Linked DNA regions of Homo sapiens: regions 1 and 3 are each linked to region 2. The links are chromatin loops, found by intact Hi-C in ENCODE. Cell type or tissue: endothelial cell of umbilical vein. All regions are shown on one strand.

The links. Hi-C counts contacts between places; a loop is a spot of excess contacts. Peaks named below come from ENCODE experiments on the same cell type or tissue, not always from the same donor. Only the 100,000 strongest peaks of a DNase experiment are listed, where the experiment ranks them.
Region 1: it touches region 2 in a loop (13-fold over the local background); 12 of 110 quality-filtered maps call a loop at or near these places.
Region 3: it touches region 2 in a loop (6-fold over the local background); 15 of 110 quality-filtered maps call a loop at or near these places.

What each region holds. Positions count from the first base shown.
Region 1 is chr9:21,430,829-21,438,828 of GRCh38, forward strand. No RefSeq gene overlaps it. Among named protein-coding and RNA genes, the nearest start is that of IFNA1, 5.6 kb to the right of the region's middle. In endothelial cell of umbilical vein, a CTCF peak has its summit at 3,808 (motif pointing right); a DNase peak (open chromatin) is centred at 3,803; H3K27me3 peaks cover 1,477 bases.
Region 2 is chr9:21,786,007-21,794,006 of GRCh38, forward strand. No RefSeq gene overlaps it. Among named protein-coding and RNA genes, the nearest start is that of MTAP, 13 kb to the right of the region's middle. In endothelial cell of umbilical vein, CTCF peaks have their summits at 3,650 (motif pointing left) and 3,853 (motif pointing left); a DNase peak (open chromatin) is centred at 3,775; H3K27me3 peaks cover 476 bases.
Region 3 is chr9:21,190,748-21,198,747 of GRCh38, forward strand. It overlaps the pseudogene IFNWP9. Among named protein-coding and RNA genes, the nearest start is that of IFNA4, 7.2 kb to the left of the region's middle. RefSeq lists an enhancer at 4,633-4,692. In endothelial cell of umbilical vein, a CTCF peak has its summit at 4,570 (motif pointing right); no DNase peak of the experiment used is centred here.

The DNA of each region.
Region 1 (8,000 bases), 360 kb before region 2:
TAATGTGGGTATTTGGTGATCACAACTGCTAATAGCAGCAAAGACCTTTATTAAAATTTATTTAACTCAATTGAAAATAGATCATTGGTGGCTCAATTCTTTTTTTTTTCCCAGTGGGTGCCTTCTACACTTGGTTGGCACATTTAAAGTGCCTACTTTCCACTTCCTGAGGATTAGGTTCCAAAGAACATGTTTGGTAAAATAATAATGCTTTTATCATTTTATCAATTAGTGCTGATTTTAATGATATGTTTATTTCAATACTACAATTTTATTTTATGATTTTTAATAAGATGAGTTTATAAATTAAATAAAAACCACCATATTAGGTAGGTGGGCTGAGTTTGGCATTAACGCCAAACTCATTGGTAAGCTGCCCTTTAAAAGCATTCACTGCCTCAGTGCAGGAAATGGAAAATATTTTTCCATCTTGGTCATACAAAACATCTGGTGGCATGATGCCTCCAGCTGTTCTTTTTGCTCAGGATCATTTTTTCTATTCGAAGTCTTTTATGGTTCCATACAAATTTTAGTATATTGTTTACAATTTCTATGAAGAATCATTGGTACTTTCATAGGGATTGCATTGAATCTGTAGATTGCTTTGGGTAATATAGACATTTAATGATACTAATTCTTTCAATCCATGAGCATGGGATATCTTTCCATTTGTTTGTATTTTTCTCAATTTCTTTCATTAGTGTTTTATAGTTTTCCTTGTAGAGCTCTTTAATCTTGTTGGTTAAATGTACTCCTAGGTATTTTATTGTATTTGCAGCTGTTGTCAATGGGATTGCCTTCTGGATTTCTTTTTTAGCTAGTTCATTGCTTGTATATAGAAATGTGATGGATTTTGTATGTTAATTTTGTATCTTGCAATTTTTCTGCATTAGTTTATCAGTTCTAAGAGTTTTTTGGTAGAGCCTCTCCAAAGAGCCTCTCTTTGGTAGGTTTTTCTACATATAAGAACATATTGTCTGCAGACAGAGACAATTTGACTTCCTCCTTTCCAGTTTGGATGCCCTGTGCTTGAGTCCCTGGCCTGAGAAACAACCCCATGGGCCACCCCGGCAGACATATCCCCAGGATGGCTGAGCAGCTGTGTGACCATATCCCAGGCCTGAATTAATATTTGTAAAGATCTTAGAATAGTGTATCATTCATTGCAAGCATGCGATCTTGTTTTTTTTTAAATTTTTTTAATCTACTTTTTTTAAAAAATATCACAATTACTACTAGCCAGGTTAAGAGCAGAATCTTCTGGGATAATCTAATTCCCTCTCTTTTAACTGTAGGTTTATGGAAGAAATTTTTTTATTGCCTTTCCTTGCCTGAGTAGATTTATTAACTTGGTAGAGTGTTCAGGCAAGGTAATATCCATTACCTTGCCAGAGAGGATTGGTGTTATAACAACTGGGGTCTGATTGCCTGTCTCTTGGGAGGCAGTTGGTGTGACTCCTCCCTTTTCTCCTCAGAGCTGATGACATGTATGCATACAGTTAGATAGAAAAAATAAGTTTTAATGTTAGATACCATGGTAGGGTGACTATAGTTAAAAACAATGTATCATATATTTAAAAAATAGCTAGAAGAGAGGAGTTGAAATGTTCCCAACATGAAGAAAGAATATAAATACTAAAAGTGATAGGTATCCTAAATACTCTGGCTTGATCATTACATATCCTATGCATGTATTAAAATAGCACATTACCGCATAAATATGTACAAATATTATGTATTAGAAAAATAAAAAATACATATTATAATAAAATGCAAGGGAATAAGTAATGTGGACTCAATGAAAGAAACGTCATGTAGCTGGTTTTGCAAAACTGAGGGCAGTTCATTGACCCAGGAGTTGCTCTTCTTGGAGCCTCTAGCAGAAGCTGCCATTTCCCTGCCTTTGTATACCTCAACATTGGCCTTCATTCTTCTTCTTTGCCAGAGCACCTACTCCTCAATTTGGTTGCATTGAATTTTGCTAGCTTACGCTTTGCAATTTTGTCACTAGAAAGTCACTTCCCTCTTTCACTTTCATGACATTTGTACTTACGTTTGTTTTCTGTTTGCTCACAAATAATGTCATGTTTTGCTTTTTAGGAAAGTTCAAATGAGAAACTAAAAATCTGAAATCTTGAAAAGTACAGAGGAAAACTATGTGGCTTATTTGCCTTTTACTTCTTTTTATTTGTGTTACTTCATCATGAATTAGAATGTAATACAGAAAGAGTAAGACAAACTTTGCCCAGTAAGTAAATCATGTGAACAGAAATTATACAAAAATTTAAAATGGAAAACCACAAATGAGTAAAGGAAAGAAGGCTATTTCTCCCTGACATAATAGCCTGGGCCTAACTGCCTTGCATTACCAGGGTGAGACAGAGTAACAAAGAACCCTAAGAGAATCATGCTGAGTGGATGAACAACTGAAAGTCACTAGTTTCTGTCATATTAGTTTCTATGAGAGACAAAATCATCATTGAATCCCCTGTGCCTAGCTCTGAAAGGTCAAATATAACAAGTATTCAATAGTTTTAAGTATTGGATAATAAAAATAAGACTGGAGCAATAAAAGCTATACTTGGCAAAATACAAATTGTTTGCTTACTTGAGTAAAAATTATTGCAATTGAATAATTCTTCCACCTACTTAGACAAAACAAATTTTGCTATCAGTATCTGAGCACTGTGGACACATTTGATACCTGGGGATATGGGGTCAGGACAGGAGGAGGTAACCACTGAGAAGCAGAGTCCTTCACACAAACACTCTAGGGGAAAGGGCAAGGGTCTTAGAGGACTAATTATTTTGGCTCAAGGAAATAGTCCCCTCCTTAGTGAAAGAGTTCAAAAGTTGTCAGCCTGCCTCAGGGAATGAGCTGGGGAGAGCTTGAGTTGAGGACATTGTCACTCTAGAGGAAAGGGTGTTACTGGATGTGATAAAAACTTTGTGAGTGAAGTGATGGTGGGAAAATACAATTATCTTAGAATTTGAATCGCCGTATCCCCATGCACCTGGAAAAGACCAGGATTCTTGCTAGGGATATTGTTGGGAACAAGCCCCCCCAAATCTGGCCATAAACTGGCCCCAAAACTGGCCATAAACAAAATCTCTGCAGCACTGTGACATGTTCATGATGGCCATAACGCCCATGCTGGAAGGTTGTGGGTTTACCAGAATGAGGGCAAGGAACACCTGGCGCACCCAGGGCAGAAAACTGCTTAAAGGGATTCTTAAGCCACAAACAATAACATGAGTGATCTGTGCCTTAAGGACATGCTCCTGCTGCAGTTAACTAGCCCAACCTTTTCCTTTAATTCGGCCTATCCCTTCATTTCCCATAAGGGATACTTTTAGTTAATTTAATATCTATAGAAACAATGCTAATGACTGGCTTGCTGTAAAAATATGTGGATAAATCTCTGTTCCAGGCTCTCAGCTCTGAAGGCTGTGAGACCCCTGATTTCCCACTTCACACCTCTGTATTTCTGTGTGTGTGTCTTTAATTCCTCTAGCGCCCCTGGGTTAGGGTCGCCCTGACCGGGCTGGTCTTGGCAGGATATTATCACAGACTGAGGAGCACTCAGTAAGAACATTATGGGAAGAAAGGGCTATGTCTATAGTAATCCTGACCTGGTGGCCCCAGTGAGGCGTAATCATATGGACCCGCATGAATGTATTTTAGAAGAAAGAGAAACATGATCACAGCTTCTACTGTGAATAAAAGAGTTAACAAAACCCAATTATTTGTTCTAAAGAGCTTATTGTCGCAGATGGTCTGGTAAATTGCCAACCAAATACAGAAACCTATCCGGTAGAGGGCGCCTGATTTCCTATGTAAAGCATGGAGAGTAAAATGTAGCTTAGAATCAGGGCAAAAATTTTGCTCCTGACATAGAAGAGAATATTTATATATGAAAAAAATGTATGTGGGCATTTTTGTGTATGAGTATTCACATTTCTACATACACTTCAGTTTTTTAGGAAAAAAGATATTTCTAATTTAATTAATGAAAATCTGATATCTGATCAAATCCTCATCCCACGCACTCAATATATAATTACCCTGGCTTGCCTTTAGAAAGAATTATGTTCAGGTTAGCAAGGATCCCCCTACCTTTGATGTCTCCTTTTAGTGATTTTCTATCCACTGACCCCCTCATTCTGCTTGTTGGGTATAAACCCCAGGCTGTCTTTGCTGATTTATGAGCTGAGCACCAATGGGTCTCTCTCCCGTATTGATATGGTTTGGGTCAGCATCCCCGCCAAAATCTCACATGGAATTGTAATCTCCAGTGTTGGAGGCGGGGCCTGGTGGGAGGTGATTGGATCATAGGGCGGTTCCTCACGGTTTAACACCATCCCCCTGGTGGTGTCATGGCAAGAGTGAGTTATTCCAAGATCTGGTTGTTTAAAATTGTGCAGCACCTCCCCTGCTTCTCTCCTCCTGCTCCGGTCATGAAGGACATGCCTGCTTCCCCTTAGCCTTCTGTCATGATTGTAAGTGTCCTGAGGCCTCCCCAGCCATGCTTCCTGTAGAGTCTGCAGAATCGTGAGCCAATTAAACCTCTTTTCTTTCTAAATTACCCAGCCTCAGGTTTTTCTGTATAGTAATGCAAGAACTAATGCACCTATCATGATAGTTTTGACACCTGTTGCAATACTTTTAAATAAAGCCTTCCTTACTGTTATACCAAGTGTCAGAATAAATTTTTCTTTACCAGATCCTTAAATTAAGGCAGTACAATCAACACTGCAGCATACTCTGGTGACCTACAACATAAAAGGCATGAACCAGCTGGCAAGTCAGGTGACTCAGGGTCTTTTGTCATCTCAGTCCTCATCCTCTAATGCCATGGACTCTCCTCATTTCTCCAGAAGTGTTTCCATTTCCACACCTTTAATAATTCCTTTACTTTAGTTAACCTTTCCAGGTGTGCTCTCCCTGAGCTCTGAGCCTTAGTTCATTGGTTTAGCTCTGATTTAGTTCATGTCTGTAGCCTGACAATGACTTGTTCTTTCTTAAATTTGTGCTACACAGGTGGAAATCTAAAGTATGGTGCATATTTGATTAAAAGAATAGTACTATGTAGAATTTTAAATGGATAGAAATATATAGGGTTTATGAATACATTTACTGGGGCAAACAACATGTTTTACAAATACACTCATGTTTATGATAGTGTATCCTCAAGAAGACAAAACTAGAATATAACGTATATACTCCTTTACAAGGAGCATAAGTAAAGCGGGGCCCAATTTCATTGTAATGTTGCCATGAGCAAATGGGGCATTACAGTGAAGGAGACAAATGGAAACTGAAGAGAAAGACTCTGTCATTACATAGGCAGGACTCTACTAGGAAAGGATTGACTGGTCTATAAATCAGCTCTGGTTCTTATGGCCCGAAATATTCCCAGAGAGCATGTAAGAGCTAAGACTTCAGAGTTGAATTTTCTGCATCCAAACTGTAGCTCCAAAACTTAATAGCTTCCTGTGCTTTCATTGTTTCTTTTGTAAATGGGGACAATAGTAAAATCTGTCACTGTGTGCCTTGGTCAGTGATATCTCCAGTGAATAAATGGGGTTAGGGACATGGTAGATGTTCAGTAAATACGAAAAACAAAAGTATTCTTTATTGGCTAAGTGAGCATCGATTATGCAAGTGCTAAAAACAGTGTCTGACTGAAAATAAAGACTGTCTAGAGTTTAGATATCTCATTCCTCTTATTAACATTATCTTTATTATATAACTCTATTAAGTTGGGGAAGTGTCCTTTGAAATTATCAAGTCTCTTGTTTCTTATTAGAAATATAACAAGAAAAAAATTGATCTTTGGAGTGTACTTATCCACTAGTGGAGAGCTTGGTGCAATGAACACTTAACTATTTTCCAGAGAGAATATTGCACTCTCTAAAGTTTGCCTTTCTTGTGTATAAATGCTTGCAGTTGGTGTGTTTGCAAGATGGGCTTCAGTAAATCTGAAAACACCCTGTGGACCAGGAGTAATTACTTTTCTTCCAGCCCATACTTATTTGCTACCTTTGACCTATATCCCTTCTACCATTTTGCTTCTGTTCTTTCCCACCCCTTAACCTCCATCATGGCTGGGCTGAATGCAGCTAAGGTACATTTTGTCATTGTTTTTTCTTAGTGGGATATTACTTCCATTTACATTTTAATCACATTTAGATATATTTTTGTTTTATTTTTGTCCCCATTCATTAGGGTGCAAAAAGTGACAATTTTTGCTTTTTATGAAAAGAGAAAGAAAGATATCATGTCTGGCATGCTATGGAAAACAACTGTACAAGTCATTTATGTTATAACATTTACATCTCATTATGAACATTTAGGACAAAGATGGTTTCCTTTAGTTGGATCAGAATCAACAAAGAACCTCTGAAGTTTCTTTGGAAATTTGAATTTTCATGCAAAAAAGTGTTTTTAATCAAATTGAGGATATTTTTTCAATTGTGTATTCTCATTGAGTATGATGCTACTCCCAAGGGTGTAAAAGTGTAGTTCTTGAGAGTGGGAACAAATCTTACAGATTTAAATGATTTGTGGCCCTTCAAAGTTCAACCCTATCTAACAAAGTCTTATTCCTTAGTTTTTTGTTTTCTCCCCATTGGGTTTTCTTGTGTATCACATGAGAAGCATTGACATTAAGTTCATGGAAGATACACAAAATGTATATAAGTTCAGTGTTACAAACCTATGGAAAATGAGTGGCTGTGATTGCAGTACTTTCCAAGGCTTACTAGATCTCACAGTCATATCAAGAGATGTGTCCTCTGCATACATATGTTTTGTCACTGGCCATCTTATAGTTGTTGCTTATTTTTGATCCTTAGCATTTCTAACTGTGTTGTGGGCTTTGAGGATAATTTATATTTTATTAATTCTACAAAAATTGTTCAGCACATCAATAATTAGGTCAAGCATCGAAGAAAAAAGTCTTGACAATATTTAGGTGACTAGCAGCTAGTGAAGTTAAAAAATTTCACACATGCAACAAAATTAAAAGTTAAGTACAACCCTGCCACAGAGGCCGGGAGAGGCGACTGGCCCTTTGTTGGTCTGTGAGAAATCAAACTTCCAACATGACAAGCAGGAAGCCTGCGGTTAAGGGAGTCAGCGTGTCACAAATACAAGCACCTGGGGTCTTCCAAGAGCATCATACCTCCTCCAGCCCCTGGAGCCACCTGCTTTCCTAACTGGCTGTGGGAAATGGCCTGAGGTCCCAGATGCTGCCACTGTGCTGCTGCCTTCCACTCTCTCCAAGCAGAGCGCAAGTTCAGCCACCTTTGAAAGACACCCACCCCCTGGCCTGGGGATGCACAAGTTCAGAGCTTTGCAGGGAGTAACCATGGGTTATGGCTTCATGAAAATGTCCTACTCACCAGTGCCTTTTTCGCAGATGTGGATGTGGAGGCATGAGGGAGGGTAATTATTGGATTACCAAGGTGCTGCTAAGAGCAGAGGAGGAAACCCCTATTCCCAGTCATATGTCTGGTGTGACATTTCACTAACCCATTTAAGTGCACAGGCCTCCAAATATCTACCTAATGAGTATGATGGTTTGGGCATTTTACACTTAAAATCACTGGCCTCATGTCAACTGAAGCCTGACTGGCCAGTGTCTCAAAGTCACAGATGATGACCTGATCCCTCAGGAACAGATGGTGTTTCAGCTTTGTGGGAGTGACTGTCAAGGTATGGAGCACTTAGGTGGTCTTTGAAACCTGTCAGGTTTCACATCTCTGCTTTGAGTGAAAAGCTCATCACCCACAGTAGTGAGGAATGTGCCTATACTTGCTGGGGCTGATCTGTTGAAACTTTATGTGTAGACAATGGAAACATCCAGGAGCATTTCTGCTTTCATGTAGCCTCTTAATAATTGATGTCCCTGAAGTCCTGTGTCCTCAGGGACAGTTCCTCTGATTCCTGGATTGTACCAGCTTTCATGATGTTAAATCTAATCTGTAAAACTCTG
Region 2 (8,000 bases):
ACATTTACATCAGTAGATTGAATAAAGCAGATTACCATCTATTACATAAGTGGGCCTCATCCAATCAAATGAAGGCTTAAGAAAAAAGACTGAGGTCTCCTAAGAAAGCAGGAATTCTGCCACCAGACTGTCTTCAGACTCAAGACTGCAGCATCAACTCTTCCCGGAATCTCCAGACTGTCAACCTGCCCCACAAAGTTCACACTTAGCCCCTACAACTATATAGATATAGATATATACATGCATATGTATATAAGTACATGTGTGTGACATACACTTACACACATACACATGTGTTCATATGTGACATACACTTGACACATGCACACACACACATCCTACTGGTTCTGTTTTTTTGGAGAATCCTAATATAACTGGCATAACTTTCCTGCTAAAAACCAACCAGTGTTTTTATAGAAGGCCAGAGAATGAGTATAGGATTAGTTTATCCCCCTTCTCATAATTAACTTCCCTGTCCCCTTACTCCATGGATGGAAAGGAAGTGGGTGTGAAATGCTTCCTGAGGATGAGCATCATTCTGCATTCTGATGCAAGCATAGCTGCTTCTGCTGCCTTTGCTAACTTCACAGGGGCCTGACCCAAAAGCCAAAAAGGCCATGGGTTTATATTATCTATCACTTCAATTTAAGTTATATGCCTTTCTTCCTGAAAGTCACGGAGTATCTGGAGATGAGAAGTTGCCTCTATTAGAAAAAGCAGGTTTTAGATAGCAAAACCCACTCTGCCAGAAATTCTTTGTTGCCTCTTAGTAACTGTTGTTTTGTACCAGTTCCTCCCCTGTTGAAATGTAGGTATGCATTCCCTTTAGCCCTTTTCCAGGTATGTTAAGATTGGATTATATTTCATTATCAGTTCCAAGAGGACTATCTGTTGATCCTTAAAGGAGCTGCCAAAGAAGGATGGGCTTTCCTCTTAAAATTTTAGACCTTTTGCTTACTCTAAAAAATAAGAATAATACAGGATTGACTAGAAGATTGGTCACTCTTCCATAATAAGATTAAATATTCCAATTTTCAAAGAATAGATTATATTTTCTAATGAAATTTAATAGTAAAATCCAATGATACTCAATTGCCCTCGTATGTGTCCAGTCATTGCTCATGATAGAACTTTTGTTAAAACATGAAAACAATTTACCATCTTGTCCTTCAATCCCTCCTCCAGTAGAACCTCCTTCTTAAAATATTTTAATGCTCTGCGTGCCCTGTAGAATAATATCAGAAGTCTTTAGGGTGCTATGTAAAGGTCAGAAACACCAATGCTCGTGGGACTAGAGGCAAGGCTGGGACTGAATGTGAGACGAAGAGGCCAGGGACAAACTGGGCAGTGCGCATGTCATCCACTGATACTGTGTTGGAATTAGAGAATGATATTGGAAGACACTCCAAATTTTCTAGAAAGCTTGGAAATCCCTATTTTTTCATGTAGAGGTTTCTAAGTTGTAAATGTTGACAGCTTATTTTTTAAAAATACTAGCCATGCACGGTGGCACATGTCTGTAATTCCAGCTACCTGGGAGGTTGACGTAGGAAGGTTCCCAGAGCCCAGGAGTTTGAGGTCCCCCTGGGTAATACAGTGAGACCTTGCCTCTAATAAATAAATAAATAAATAAATAAATAATGAATGAATGAGCGAAACAAACCTCATCTAATTTCCAAATTAACCCTTGGATTCCTGTTTCCAATGCTAGACTCTGACCTATGTCCGCCCGAAAGGCTTCATCTCTCACTCTGCCCCCTTATACTCACACCCTGTGCTCTAACCACATTCCAAGAACGGCAGCTCTTTGAATGTACCACACTGGTTCCTACTTTGGTGCCCTTCAACACATGTTGCCCAGCCCTGCCTTCACTACATGTCCAAAAGCCCTTCCTTGTTCCCTTTTCTTGCCTGCAAATACATATTGCACAGTTCAGCTCAAGGGCCTTTCTTCAAGGCATCCCTCACCCCTACCCAGGCCAAACTCACCATACCCTACCTTGTCACCCCCTATCCCAAAACTGTATATAACGTCCTTATTATATCTATAACATTTGGCTCTTATTTATTTTCTTTACTCCTCCTAAAAGACTCTAAGTTCCCCAAAGGCAGAGACAGTATCTTTTCAATCTCTATTCTCAGCACCTCATGCAGTAGCTAGTATACCATCATCATCATCATCATAATTAACACATTCAGTACTTACCATGTTCCAAGTGCTTTACAAGTATTAACTTGAACTCTCACACAAACCCTGGATAATCACCCTAATTTTACAGATGAAGAAACTGAAGCTGAGTGTCATAAGCTTCAACACCAAATAGTGTAGAGTCAGAGAGTATGGGTCTAGACCTTGCTTCTCTATCATGTTTTCTCCCATATGGCACAGTGGTTTTGTTTTGTTTTGTTTTTTTGTGTGGAAATAAAATTAAACCTAAGGTTCATTTCCTAGTAGTTGATCACTTCAGTATTTCCAATCTCTTTCTTATGTATCTTTCAGTTGCTAATAAAATAGAAAGCTCAGAGATAGTTTTGCCAAGAAGAATTTTATTAAAATACTGCCACTTAAGGACTCTAATCCCACCCAGCCCTCCTGAATTCATCTGGTCTTGATTCAGCCTTGGTGAAAACAGGGTGCAGTCTGACCTACCGATAACCCCATTAAGCAGTTTCTTTTGATGCAAACAGCAATTTAAGCAAATATGCCCTTTTGTTTTCTCTAGAGCTCTTTCTTATCGTAGTAATATCCAAGCTGAGCTTCATGTGGGAAATCAAAGAGCCAAAGACAGGGACTTTTCATTATACACAGAAATCCGACGGAATGCTTTTTATTCCCATTCAAGCAGTTACTACTTATCTGCGTGACTAAGGTATGGAAGATCTAAAAAGAAACTAAGTGCTAGTCTGGCCTCTACTCCTTCACCCAGATGGAAGTTTCACAAGCACGTTTAAAGCTTCGGGTCAAGTGCTGTCACTCTCAAAAACCAGTGGGTCTGCATTTTCCTTTGCACTACAAGTACTCTAACTACAGACATTGTTCCGGTTTTTATCTGATTATAAGTATCCAACTAAAGTAGTTAAATGTTTAGAAAAGGTAAATAACTGATAGTGCATAAGGGAACCTGAAGTACTCTGTTGACACTTAAATTATATAGCCAAGGACAATGGAGGAAATCATTTAGTGCTATTAATCAGTAATCTAACAGTATTGTGTCTGTGTGCAACTGTCTTTCTTTTGGCTAATATCTGTGAATTAATTGGTCATTGAAAAATCTGATAAAGGAATATTCTAAAAGTACACAGTGAAATCCAAATTATTTCTATCAATTACAGCTCACCTTTTCTGAGGCTTAAACTTGACATGTAAAAACATTTTAGTTATCTGTTTCAAAATGAACAATATACCTCTGGTTAAAATTCTACCTTTTAAAAATTAAGGTATTTGAGACCTACAGGGATTAATTCTCTACTTAATATTTACTTTACTTTAGTAGTTTTTCTACAGAAAGTTTGTGAAAGATTTCATCCCCTATATATGTTTCTTTATCCTCCAAAATCTGGTCCTACAACTGTACTCCTTGACCCATAAGGTCAAGTGGTGCCATCTGCTGGTCATAAGAAGTGGTGTCATCTGCTGGTCATTGGTATATAACTATGAGAAAAACCACGTGCACTGTTGTAGAAGCAACTTAAGTAAACTGCAGTAGAGTACACTTACCACTTTAGAATTAACCTTTAAGTTATAACTTCTCTCTTTCCCTTCCCCCTTTCTCTCTCGCACTTTCTCTTATGAAGCCAATATGACTCAAGTTTTAGACTATTTTAAAAGGCAGGTTTGAGAAAAAAAAAAAAGAAAGCAAACTTTTGATGCCCCCTGGTGTTCAGGTTCCTTAGCATTTCTGAACTTCCTCTTTTGCTAAAACTAAAACCATAATAATGTGTTCTTCATTCATTCATTCATTTAGTCATTCACTTATTCATTCATCTAATGAACATAACTATATCATGAACCTATGAATTACACTCTATTTGAGATAACTGGATACCAAATTGTGGCCAACATGACAAGGAAAGAAAAATGAAGAATCTCAAGACAAAATTCAATTGAAATCTGTTTTGAAGTGTCCTTTGAGTTTGTCAGTTCAGTTGTAGCAAATCTGTGATGGCTGCCCTTATAAGTAACCTGAGGAAGAGAGGAAAAGAGGGTAGAAGGTGAAGGGAAGAGAGGGGAGGAGGGAGAGGATGGGCTGGATCAGTGAACATAATATAATCCACTCATGACACACAGAACAGACAACTTGTTGCTTCCTCTTTAAGTGCATTATAAACTAACACTTTTTTTTTTTTTTTTGAGATGGAGTTTTGCTCTTGTTGCCCAGGCTGGAATGCAATGGCCCAATTTCAGCTCACTGCAACCTCCGCCTCCCGTGTTCAAGCGATTCTACTGCCTCAGCCCCCCAAGTAGCTGCGATTACGGGCATGCGCCACCATGCCCAGCTAATTTTTGTATTTTTTAGTAGAGACGGGGTTTCTCCATGTTGGTCAGGCTGGTCTCGAGCTCCCAACCTCAGGTGATCCACCTGCCTCGGCCTCCCAAAGTGCTGGGATTACAGGCGGAAGCCACCGTGCCCGGCCGACACTTTTAAATAAAGAGATAAATGAGCTTGATGGGAATATATTACTTTACGAGCAAGATTTGTGTCTAATGCTTTAACTTAATTGTGGCAATTATTGTCAGATGGTCTAGGAAAAAATTGTGTATCTGGTACATGACTTTTGGGGAGCTCTAGGAAGCCCTCAGCAACATCATATTTCCCTTTGCACACCTCTGCTCCAGAGATATTTTCACAGTTGGATAAGATGCTTCTTAGATGATCACCAATACTCCATGCCTACTCATCAGTCCAGCCACTTGAAACAATCACCAGTACAACAGGACCGCCATATCTCCATGATATGAAATGAAGAGCTCATCCACGTGCCAGGAAGGTGGTGCACCCCAGCTGAATGGGAACAGAAGTTCCTGTGCTCAGGACCCTTCTAGACTTCACTTTATGTATCTTTTTATCTGGATATTTATTCATATCCTTTCAAATACCCTTCATAATAAATCAGTAAACGTGTTTCCCTGAGTTCTGTGAGCCACTCCAGCAAATTAATCGAACCCAAAGGTGGGGGGAGGAGGTTCACGGGAACCCCAATTTGAAGCCAGTCAGTCCGAAGTTCCAGAAGCCTGGACTTGCAACCGGGGGGAAGGAGGGGATGGGCTTGTGGGAGTAAGCTCCTAACCTGTGGGATCTGATGATTTATCTGGGTAGATAGTTGGAATTAAATTAGAGGACACCCAGCTGGGTCCTCCTGCAGAATTGACTGCTTGCTTGCTGGAGGGGGAAAATAAACACATATTTTTGGATCACAGAAGTCTCCTGTGTTGATTGTTATGGTGTGAGAGCACAGGAAAAATGGTTTGAGAGTTTTTCCTAAACAACATGATATACACGTACCAAAATATCACTGTATCCCACAATACATACAATTATTTTGTGCCAACTAAAAATAAAAGGAAAAACAAGAATTTAAAAATCCTAGCATGGTACTGGCATAAAAGCAGACATATAGAACAGTGGAACCCAACAGAAATTTCAGAAATAAACTCCTATTTGTGGTCAATGTAGTTTTGACAAAGATTTCAAGAACACACAGTGGGTATAATGACAGTCTCTTCAATAAGCAGCGTTGGAAAAACTGGATATCCACCCACAGAAGAATGAAATTAGACCCTCATCTCACTCCATATACAAAAATAAACTCAAAATAGATTTCAGATTTAAATGTAAAGCCCAAAACTGTAAAATTTCTAAAAGAAAACGTAGAGGAAATGCCCTGTGATACTGGTCTGAACAGTGGTTTCTTGGATACAACATAAAAAGCATAGGAAATAAAAGAAAAAATAGACAAATGAGACTGTATCAAACAGAAAAATCTTCTGGACAGCAAAGGAAATAATAGAGTAAAGGAACAACCCAAGAATTCGGATAAAATATTTGCAAATCTGTCTTCTGATAAGGGCCTAATATCCAAAATATATAAGGAACTAAAACAATTCAGTAGCAAGAAAACAACCTGATTTAAAAAATGGGCAAAGGACCAAAGTAGACATTTCTCAAAAGAAGATAAATGGCCAACAGATACATGAAAAACTATTCAACATCATCAATCATCAGGGAAATGCAAATTAAAATCACAATGAGATATCAAGTCATTTCTATTAGAACGGCTATTATCAAAAAGATGAAAGAGAACAAGTGTTGGAGGGGGATGCGGAGAAAAGGGAACCCTTGTGCACAGTGGTAGGAAGGTAAATTAGTATAATCACTTCAGAAAACAGTACAAAGTTTCCTTAAACAAACAAAAATACAATTACCATATGATCCAGCAATTCCACTTCTGGACATACATCCAAAGAAAATGAAATGAGTATGTCAAGGAGATATGTGCACTTTCATGTTTATTGAAGCATTGTTCACAATAGCCAAGACGTGAAATCAACCTAAGTGTCCATTATGAATGAATGGATAAAGATGATACACAATTGAATATTATTCAACCTTTAGGAAAAGAAGGAAATTCTGCCCTTTGTGACAATGAGGATGAACCGGGAGAAAATTATGCTAAGTAGAATAGGCCAGGCAGAGAAACACAAATACTGTACTGCATGATCTTACTTATATATGGAATCTAAAAAAGTCAAACTCATAGATGTAGAGAGTAGAACGGTGCCTACCAGAAGCTGGAGATTTGGAGGTAGTGATTATTTGAATGGGGAAAGGGAAGATGTTGATCAAAGGGCACAAAGTTTCAGTTAGACAGAAGGAATAAGTCTGTGATCTATTGCACAGCATGGTGACTATAATTAAGAATAATGTTTTATATATTTCAAAATTGCTAAAAGAGTATATTTTAAACGTTCTTACATAAAGAAATGCTAAGTATCTGAGATAGAAAATATGTCAGTTTGATTTAATTATTCTATAATGTGCATATATGTTCATATATAACATCTCCTGAATATATACAATTCAGGATATATATATATATACATATGTCTCCTGAATATATACAATTATTGTCAATTAACAATAAAATTAAGAAAGATATAGCAAGCAAAAAATACTCCTCTTCCACTTTCCCTCAGTACTTTACAAATACATTTCCCACTGCATTCTTATGAAGTGCTAGTTTAGTAATTAGTAAGCCTCTTTATACTTCACCCTCATTTTAAGTCACCGTTTCCATCTATTTTCCTTTACTGAAATCTGCCTATCCTTTCACTCTACAGCTTTCTCTTAAGGAGGTTGTTATTTTTCCATTCCCTACATACTAGGGGACTGTGATGAAGGGTAGCAATCTCCTGGTTTCTCATTGCCAACTCCAGGTTGGTTTGCTTCCATGGCCTCTAGAAAAACTAATGCTATTAGAAGGTGGTCTCTTCCATCTGGCTCTACCATCCTCTGATCATCCCTGTGGCTTTGATTTACCAGCCCCTCCAACAGCTGGACCTTGTATCATGGTCTTCGTCTTACCCCAAGTCCTATCTGCCACAGTTCTAGGAGATGTAATATGAATGTAGACAATACACACATGGAGATTTAAAAAAAAACAAACCACCTTCCCCCTTTCCCCCATCTGACTAATTCACTTGCTCACTTCTTGGATCTTTCCATAACCTTTAGAACTTATTACTCTTCTAAAACCTTGAGCTCCGATATCTCCCTCCAGGACCTCCTCTCCTTCCCTCTTTCACATTCCCTCACCCTACCCTCATGGCTCTTAGACTCCTTTAAGTCCTCCAGTCCCTTGATCCTCCACCCCCTTGATCCTCCACCTTCCCCCATCATCCAGGTCCTTCATGGCTTCATTGTTCCCCACAGGGCTGGATTTCTTTGATTGATAAGATAAACTTATACTTCCCCAACATCCTCAATTCCTTGAGGTCCTAT
Region 3 (8,000 bases), 600 kb before region 2:
ACAGTCACTGTATTTCTTCTCTTTCAGGTAGATTCTCTGGATTCCCATGGATTCCCTGGAAGTACCTCCTCAAGGCCAGTATAGGGCCCCAATCACCCCCACAGATTCTTCCTCTCCTGTTGCCTGCCCTAAGCAAGACTCCAGGCATTCGAGCTGCTGATGAAATCCAGTGTGGAGCTGGTCCAGGAGGGTCATGTTCCAGGCAGCAGAGGAGCGCTCTGTGGGGAAGAGGCTGAAGATCTGCTGAAGCATCTCATGGAGGACAGACACAGCCTGGGCCTTCTGCAAATGACTGCCATCCACATCTCCAGGGGGAACCTGAAGTCTCTTCTGTCCTTGAGACACAAGAAAGTGGAGATTCTGCACATTTGGCCCAGAAGTGCCAAGGTGTTCCTGCTAAGTAGGCCACGGTTCTGAGGCAGTTCAAAGCCCAGAGATCCAACAGGGCCACAGTGGCAAAGCAGCAGGGCCACCAGTAGAACAAGCAGTAGGACCATTGGGAAACGAGGGTGCTGCTGGCCTAGCTGAGCTGGGGTCGGGATGAACCCCGCACTCCAGGTTCTCTCAAGGCATTCTTTTTATGCATGGCTTATAGCTGGAAACAAATAGTTTTCAGGATTGGCCAAGATGGCCGACTGGAACCTGCTAGTGTGTGCCACTCTCATGGAGAGAAATGGAAGGGGCAAGTAAATACAGCACCTTCAACTGAAACAACCGGGTGCACACATTGAGACTCAAGAAAACAACTTGACCCATGGAGAATAAAGCAAAGTAAGGCAGGACAACTGCCCCCCCAGGAGTGACACAGAGCCAGGGGAGCCTCTCCTGCCCAGGGAAGTGGTGAGTAAGTGAGCAGCCCTGGGGACCCACGCTTCTCCCACAGATCTTTGCAATCCTCAGGTCAGGAGATCTCCTAGTGAACCCACTCTACCAGGGCGTTTAGTCTGACATGCAGGGCTACGTAGGGTTTCAGCAGAGCAGCCACTCTCGCATGCATGGGTACCCTGGAGCCTTAGATACCCAGGCCTCCCCACAAAAGAAGCTATAACTCCAGCCAAGCAGGACGCTAGACCCCTATACATACCCCTAGGAAAGGGGTTTCATCCAGGGCGCTGGGCAGTGACAAGTGACAGGCCCACCTTCCATGGCCTGTCTCAGGGTAAGACCCACTGACTTGGGAATCCAGCCAGACACTGGTAGCAGCCTCATACCTCCCTGACATGGAGCTCCCTGCGGCAGGGGGTGGGCTGCCATCTTTGCTCTTTCACAATCTTAGCTATTGGAGCCTTTGGGTTCTCGGGAGTCCAAGGCAGCTAGGGACTGGAGCAGCCACCCAGCACAGTCCAGCAGCTCTACGGGGAAGCAGTCAGATTGGTTATTCATGTCGATCCCAAATCCTGTTTCTTTTCACCGGGTGAAATCTCCCCACTGGGGTCTCCAGTCACCTCCACCACTGTTTTCTAGTGGCCAGCAGTTTCGAATATCCCTGGGATGGCGCTCCCAAAGGGAATGGTAGGTTGCCATTGTTGCTGTTTAGCAGCCTTAGCCATTCTTGCAAATGCCATTCTTTTGTGCTGGGGGTGGTAGCAGACCCCCAGCACAGCACAGCTGCTCTACCAAAAAGTGGCCAGACTGTTTCTTCACCTGATTCCCTGATGCTGCTTCTCCTCAGTGGGAGGGATATCCCCACCGGGGTCTCCAGCCACCTCCTGCATGTATGTTGCCGGAGGCAACAGGTTGTACCTCTCTGGAACAGAGCTCCCAGAGGGAGGGGCAGGTCCCCATCTTCACTGTTTCATAGCCTTCACTGTTGATATCTTCAGGTACTGAAAAATGTGAGGTGACTATGGTCTGGATTGGACCCCCAGCATATTGCAGCAGCCCTATGGAAAAGTGGCCAGACTGTGTGTTATGTGGGTCCCTAATCCCCTATCTGCTCACTGGGTGGGTCTGCCAGGCCTGGGTCTGCAGCTACCAGCTGGGGCTATTGAGCCAATGGCAGCTCTGCATCTCCCTGGAACAGAGCTCCCAGTGAGAAGGGTGGGTTGCTATCTTTGCTTTCTCACAGCTCTTGCCCTTGCTGTCTCCAGGCTCTGGGGAGTCTGTAGGGAACAGCGGCTGCTCCAGATCCCCAAAACAGAGCAACTGCCTCACAGAAGAGTGGCCACACTGTTCTCCACGCAGTTCCTGGTTGTCACCTCTCCTCTGTGGGCAGAGCCACCTGACCAGAGACTCCAGCACAGGCATTCTTCCCTTGCCTCGTCTCCTCAATCAGGCAGTCCAGCATTTCTCCAAGAAAGAAATCCCACAGTCAACCCATAACCCATCCACCATGACCGTTGCAGTGGGACAGCCCCAGCAGCCCTCCGGCTGGGGAAGGAACAAAGGCCTATTCACTACACTGGCACCTCCAGCACATCATCACCACTGTATGAAGAGGAGTCCAGCCCCTCTTCCCTGAGAATCCCTGTCCCTATTCTTCAGGAGGCAGGGCCCCCTGCCCATGACTGCAGAACAGTCACCCTACCCATGGCTGAGCATATCCACTGGTAGTTGACTAGAGTTTCCCTGGGGAGAGGCTCCCACAACCATCCTACCTCTGCCACTGCCACAGCAGCAGTTTTATCCTTGCTGCCTTGGGTCTGGGGAAGAGACAAAGAGTCTGAAGCTCTTTGTTTACAAGCTTACATCATGCCACAGTCACCTGAACTTCCAGCACACTGCAGTTACCACATAGTGAGGAGAACAGTCTCCTCCTGGTAAGTTTTCCACCTCCTGTTTCCCAAGAAGTGAAGTCCCATACTTACACCAGCAGTGCAGCCACCCCACTCCTCTGGCTAAACACTCCCATTAACATGACTTCACATTTCTAGGAGGTGGAGACCCCAGGGGTAACAGAAAGCCTGTCTAACACTGCCTCTGCAGTGGTACTACCCCAGCTACCTTGGAACTAATGAAGGAGCAAGACCCCAAGTGCCTTATGCATACCTCCAACAAGCTGCTGTCAACCCAAGAGAGGAGGCCAGTCTGTCTGCCATTGGTCAACCATCCACCCCTCACATCACCAGGCAGGGAACCCCTGTCTTGGGCCCACAGCACAGACACCCCCATCCGAAGCTGAATGCTCTGAGTGATTGCTCACCTGCATCTCTGGGGTGGAGCCCCCAGGGGACAAGCAAAAGACCCTCAGTTACAACTACTACTAAGGTCCCTTCCTTCAATGCCTCCAAGTCGGGGAGAAAACATTAACCCTGAGATCACCTCAGAGCTGTTATGTACAGCCTGGGAGTGCCAAGATACAAGCTACAGTCAGCACTCCAGTGGGAGAGGAGCCCACACTTTCATAGCATTGAGAAGGAGCACGGCTGCAAACGTGGGGAAATACAGGGGAGCCACGTGACTGAGCAAGAGCCTTACAACTGACCACTCCAACTAAGAGTCACCTACTAGGTCATGCCCAAAGCATGACACTAAAAAATGTCACTAACATACCCTCATTAAACCAAAGACAAGTCAGCTTCAAATAAAGACCCTGCACAAAGCTGCAGCCCTGTGAACACATCCAGAACTGAAGTCTACTTATTGATTGAACTCAAGCTACATTCCCATATGTAGAGACGAGAAAGAACCAACTGAAGAACTATAGTATCTCAAAAGGACAAAGTATCTTATGTCCTCCAAATAATCTCACTAGTTCTCCAACAGGGGTACTTAACCATAATGAGTTAGCTAAAATGACAGAAACATAATTCAGAATAGGATAGAAAGGAATTTCATTGAGATTCAGGAAAATGATAAAACCTAAACCAAGGAAACTAAGAATCACGATCAAAGGAGAGAGGAGTGGACTGACAAAATAGCCAGTATGAAAAAGAACCTAACGGACCTAGTATAGGTACACTACTAGAAGAATTTCACAATGCAATCACAAGTATTAACAGCAGAATAGACCAAGCTGAGGACAGAATCTCAGGACTTGAAGACTGGCTCTCTGAAATAAGACAGTCAGACAAACATAAAGAAAAAAGAATGAAGAGCAATGAACAAAAGCTCCAAGAAATAGGGGATTGTATAAAGAGGCCAAATCTAAGAGTCACTTGCATCCTTTAAAAAGACGGAGAAAGCAAACAACTTGGAAAATATATTTCAGGATATCATCTATGAAAACTACCACAACCTTGATAGAGAGACCAAAAGTCAAATTCCCTTGAAGTTCTACACCCAGATTGACCGGCTGTTCTCATTCCTAGTCTAGCACAATCCATAGAGGAAGGGATAAGTTAGGAGGCCCCGGGGAGGCTGGGCAGGCTGGAGGAAAGGGACACATCCTGACCCTTTGTCTTTCCCCATAGCTGTCCATTGCCCCAAGACGACATGTCATGCCTGAAGCTGGGAGTATTTTCTCTCTCCATGATACAGAAGTTAAGGAAATGGGCTAATTCCAGTACTGGGGTCAGTTCTTTCTTGGGAAGAGCCTCTTTTTAGCTATGAAGATAAATCTCCTGCCAGGAGGCCTGCTTCTGCATTAATAACCTGCTCTCCACAGACTTGGCTGCTGTCTTGGTGCACTTTGACCAGTTGGGGGCTCTCTTTCCCTGTAAATGTTGTAAGAGTCTCAAAGTAAAACGGAACCTGCCTTTTATTTCCTTTTTTGCTAAGCTACTGTTATGTCACTGTAACAGCGACATTCCCTCTTTTACAGAAATATTCATCATAAGAAAGGAAAAAGAGTATTTTATAAAAGAGCTTCTGAAAAACCTAGAACTTTCACTGAACTTCTGCTTTAATTTGTGATTTTGTGCTCTTAAGGGGAAAGTGATGGGTAAAACCCACAAGAGAACTGAAAACAGCTGTATGAAGAGGCAGTGCAGGCTAATGATGAGTGAAGAAGAGAGCACAGTGCGCATTTCTAGAGGAAGAGGAAGGAAACTAGTGTGATATGGGAGTGGAAAATGGGATACAGAAAAGCAGGGAGGAGAGGGGAAAGTGTGTCAGCTCTCAGAACCAGCAAAGATGTATACTTTACTTAAGTTTAGGAGACTAACTTCATATGGGAGTGTACTCTGGAATTCTGAGAGCCAGGAAACAAATGTTCCAGGTGCCAGAATCAGTTAACCATCGACACGTGTATTCTGCCCTTCAATCTAGATGCTGCTCCTCTGACAGGTATTTATACAAGCCACCATTCCAGACTAAGTAGGACTTTGAAATGAGTTGAGACAATTTTTCAGCCTCTCTACAATTCATGACAGAATTCTGTTGTTTTACGCTGCCTAAAAACAATATATACAAGCAGTATGGAATTTCAATGTAAAATAAGTTATTATTATTTATACCAGATGTGTAAATTTTGTGTGAGGATTTCCTTAATAATTATTAATCTCCTTTTTTCCTCATTTATACACAACCATCTCCTGCTCTCTGAATTTCCTTGGTTCATGTTGTATTTTCGGCTGATTTTGACCAACTTTCTTTCTTTTTAAATTTTGCTTTAAGTTCCGGGATACATGTGCAGAACGTGCAGATTTGTTTCATAGGTATACGTGTGCCATGGTGGTTTGCCTCACCTATCAACTCGTCACCTAGGTTTTTTTTTTTGAATTAATTTCGTATTTATTTTATTTTAACCATCCTTTCTCCTCCATTACAGTATACATTTCATGAAGACAGGAATTCCATGTTATTCTATTTCCTATAATTGATGCTTAATACCTATTGTCAACTGATTCTTTTCTCTGTGCAATTCCTCTGGAGAAATATTTTGTTCTGTGCCAAGAAACAGTTTCATTCAACGGTTAAGGTGACTTGTGTCACTGATCTGATTTCCTTCTTTTACATTAACTATCAAAAATCTCAGACTTATTAATAAAGACATGTCTTCATAGGGTACATCTTTATAATGGTCTTATTTTTATTTTATTTTCCTCCCTCTTTTTTTTCATTTTACTTTATTCTGTCCTAAACATTTAAAGTTTCAGCTAATTTTAAAGTAAAAGATGCTCAATGGGAAAAGCTCACACAAATCAGAGCTACCTAAAAGTAGAGTTGGAAAGTCCCAAGGATCTTTTTCTCTGAGGCAAGCCTCTTTGCTTCTGAGTGCTTGCCCTGCAGACTGGCTTATGAAGAGGTCACCATCTTTTCAGATTCCAGGGGCCCGTAATGTTCATACCACTGCAGTATTCTTACTACACACTGTAATAATCTGGAATAATAAGATCGTAGGCACTCTTTCTTGCCCTCACATGTGGATCTGCCTTCTCCTTTTAAACAGCCATGTAACGTTCCCTATCTCACCTACTTTGAATTTTTATATTCTTGCTGCTCTAAGGTTTTTTTTTGGAGCAAGGAAAGCAATTAAAAAAAATAAAATTTACTTTCAAAAGAAGAGTAGAGATAATTAACCAGCCCTTGCCACCTAACTAAATATAATTCCCTAGTAACTCCTCTTGGAGCCACCAGGTTCCCTGGGAGTGGAATTGCCTGTGGAAAGGCCTATGTGGATTCTGAGCTTGGGAAATGGTGACGGAGCCCTCTCTCTAGCCTCTCAGCCTGGCCAAACACGGTGAAACCCGTCTCTACTAAAAGTACAAAAATTAGCTGAGTATGGTGGCACGAGTCTGTAATCCCAGCTACTCGGGAGGCTGAGGCATGAGAATTGTTTGAATCCGGGAGGCAGAGGTTGCAGTGAGCCGAGATAGCACCGCTGCACTCCAGCCTGGGTGACAGAGCGAGACTCTGTGTCAAAAAAAAAAAAAGAAAAAAAAAAAGTAAGAAATGAGTGAACATTTCAAAATGGCAGGAACTGGTTAAGTTTAAAACTGAAAACTTTCATTCTGACAAGAAAGCAGTCATTCCTTTTCTCCATTAACAGAGATAAAGAAAAGCTTTTCAAATCTGTATATGGCTACGTTGATTGACGTCCGAGTTAAAAATGAAATGTCGGCCGGGCGCGGTGGCTCACACCTGTAATCCCACCACTTTGGGAGGCCGAGGTGGGTGGATCATGAGGTCAGGAGATGGAGGCCATCCTAGCTAACATGGTGAAACCCCATCTCTACTAAAAATACAAAAAATTAGCTGGGCATGGTGGCATGCACCTGTAGTCCCATCTACTCAGGAGGCTGACACAGGAGAATCACTGGAACCCAGGAGGCGGAAGTTGCAGTGAGCCGAGATTGCGCCACTGCACTGTAGCCTGGTTGACAGAGCGAGACTCTATCTCCAAAAAAAAAAAAAAAAAAGAGACAGAGAGAGAGAAATCTCATTTCCCTGTTGCTCAGTCACATTCCTATAAACATACTACTTGCATGCCTGGACAGTTATCACCTTCCAACCTCTTATCTCGGTGATTTCCCAAGCTACAGAGTAAGATAGGTGGAGAATTTTTGTACTTTTAGTAGAGACAGGGTTTCACCATGTTGGTCAGGCTGGTCTTGAACTCTAGCCTACACAACAGAGCAAGACTCCGTCTCAAAAAAAAAAAAAAAATAGGCAGAGAAGGGGTTATTTACATTTCACAGATGAGGTTCACAGGCCCTGAGTTATTTTTGCTACAGTCAACGTGAACAATAAAAACAGCAATTGTGCCCTCTGGTTTGAAGAGACCTGGCTCCACCCACCTGGTGGGGAAAACTACGCCTCCACCCTGGTCCCATGCCTGCCAGCTCTCACCTGGACTCCTCTGTTGTCTCACGTAAGTCACATCTAAGTATGACCTCAGCTGCTCAAAGGACTGCTGAGAAAGTTAGTCAAGTTATCCAACCAACACTCAGCAAACTGAGGACCCATCTGGGAGGTGGAGCCACCCTACCCAATCACAGCTGTTGGGAGTGTATCTGTCTCAGTGGGTGGCACAGCTGAGCTCCTACCTAGAGGTGGCCACCATGCTAGGAAGCACCTTCGCCTTGGACAGTGGGCTCAGGTTCTGGCTCTGCCACTTATTAGCTATGCAGTCTTGGGCAAGTGACTTTACCCCTCCTCACTGCAGCTTCTTCATTGTA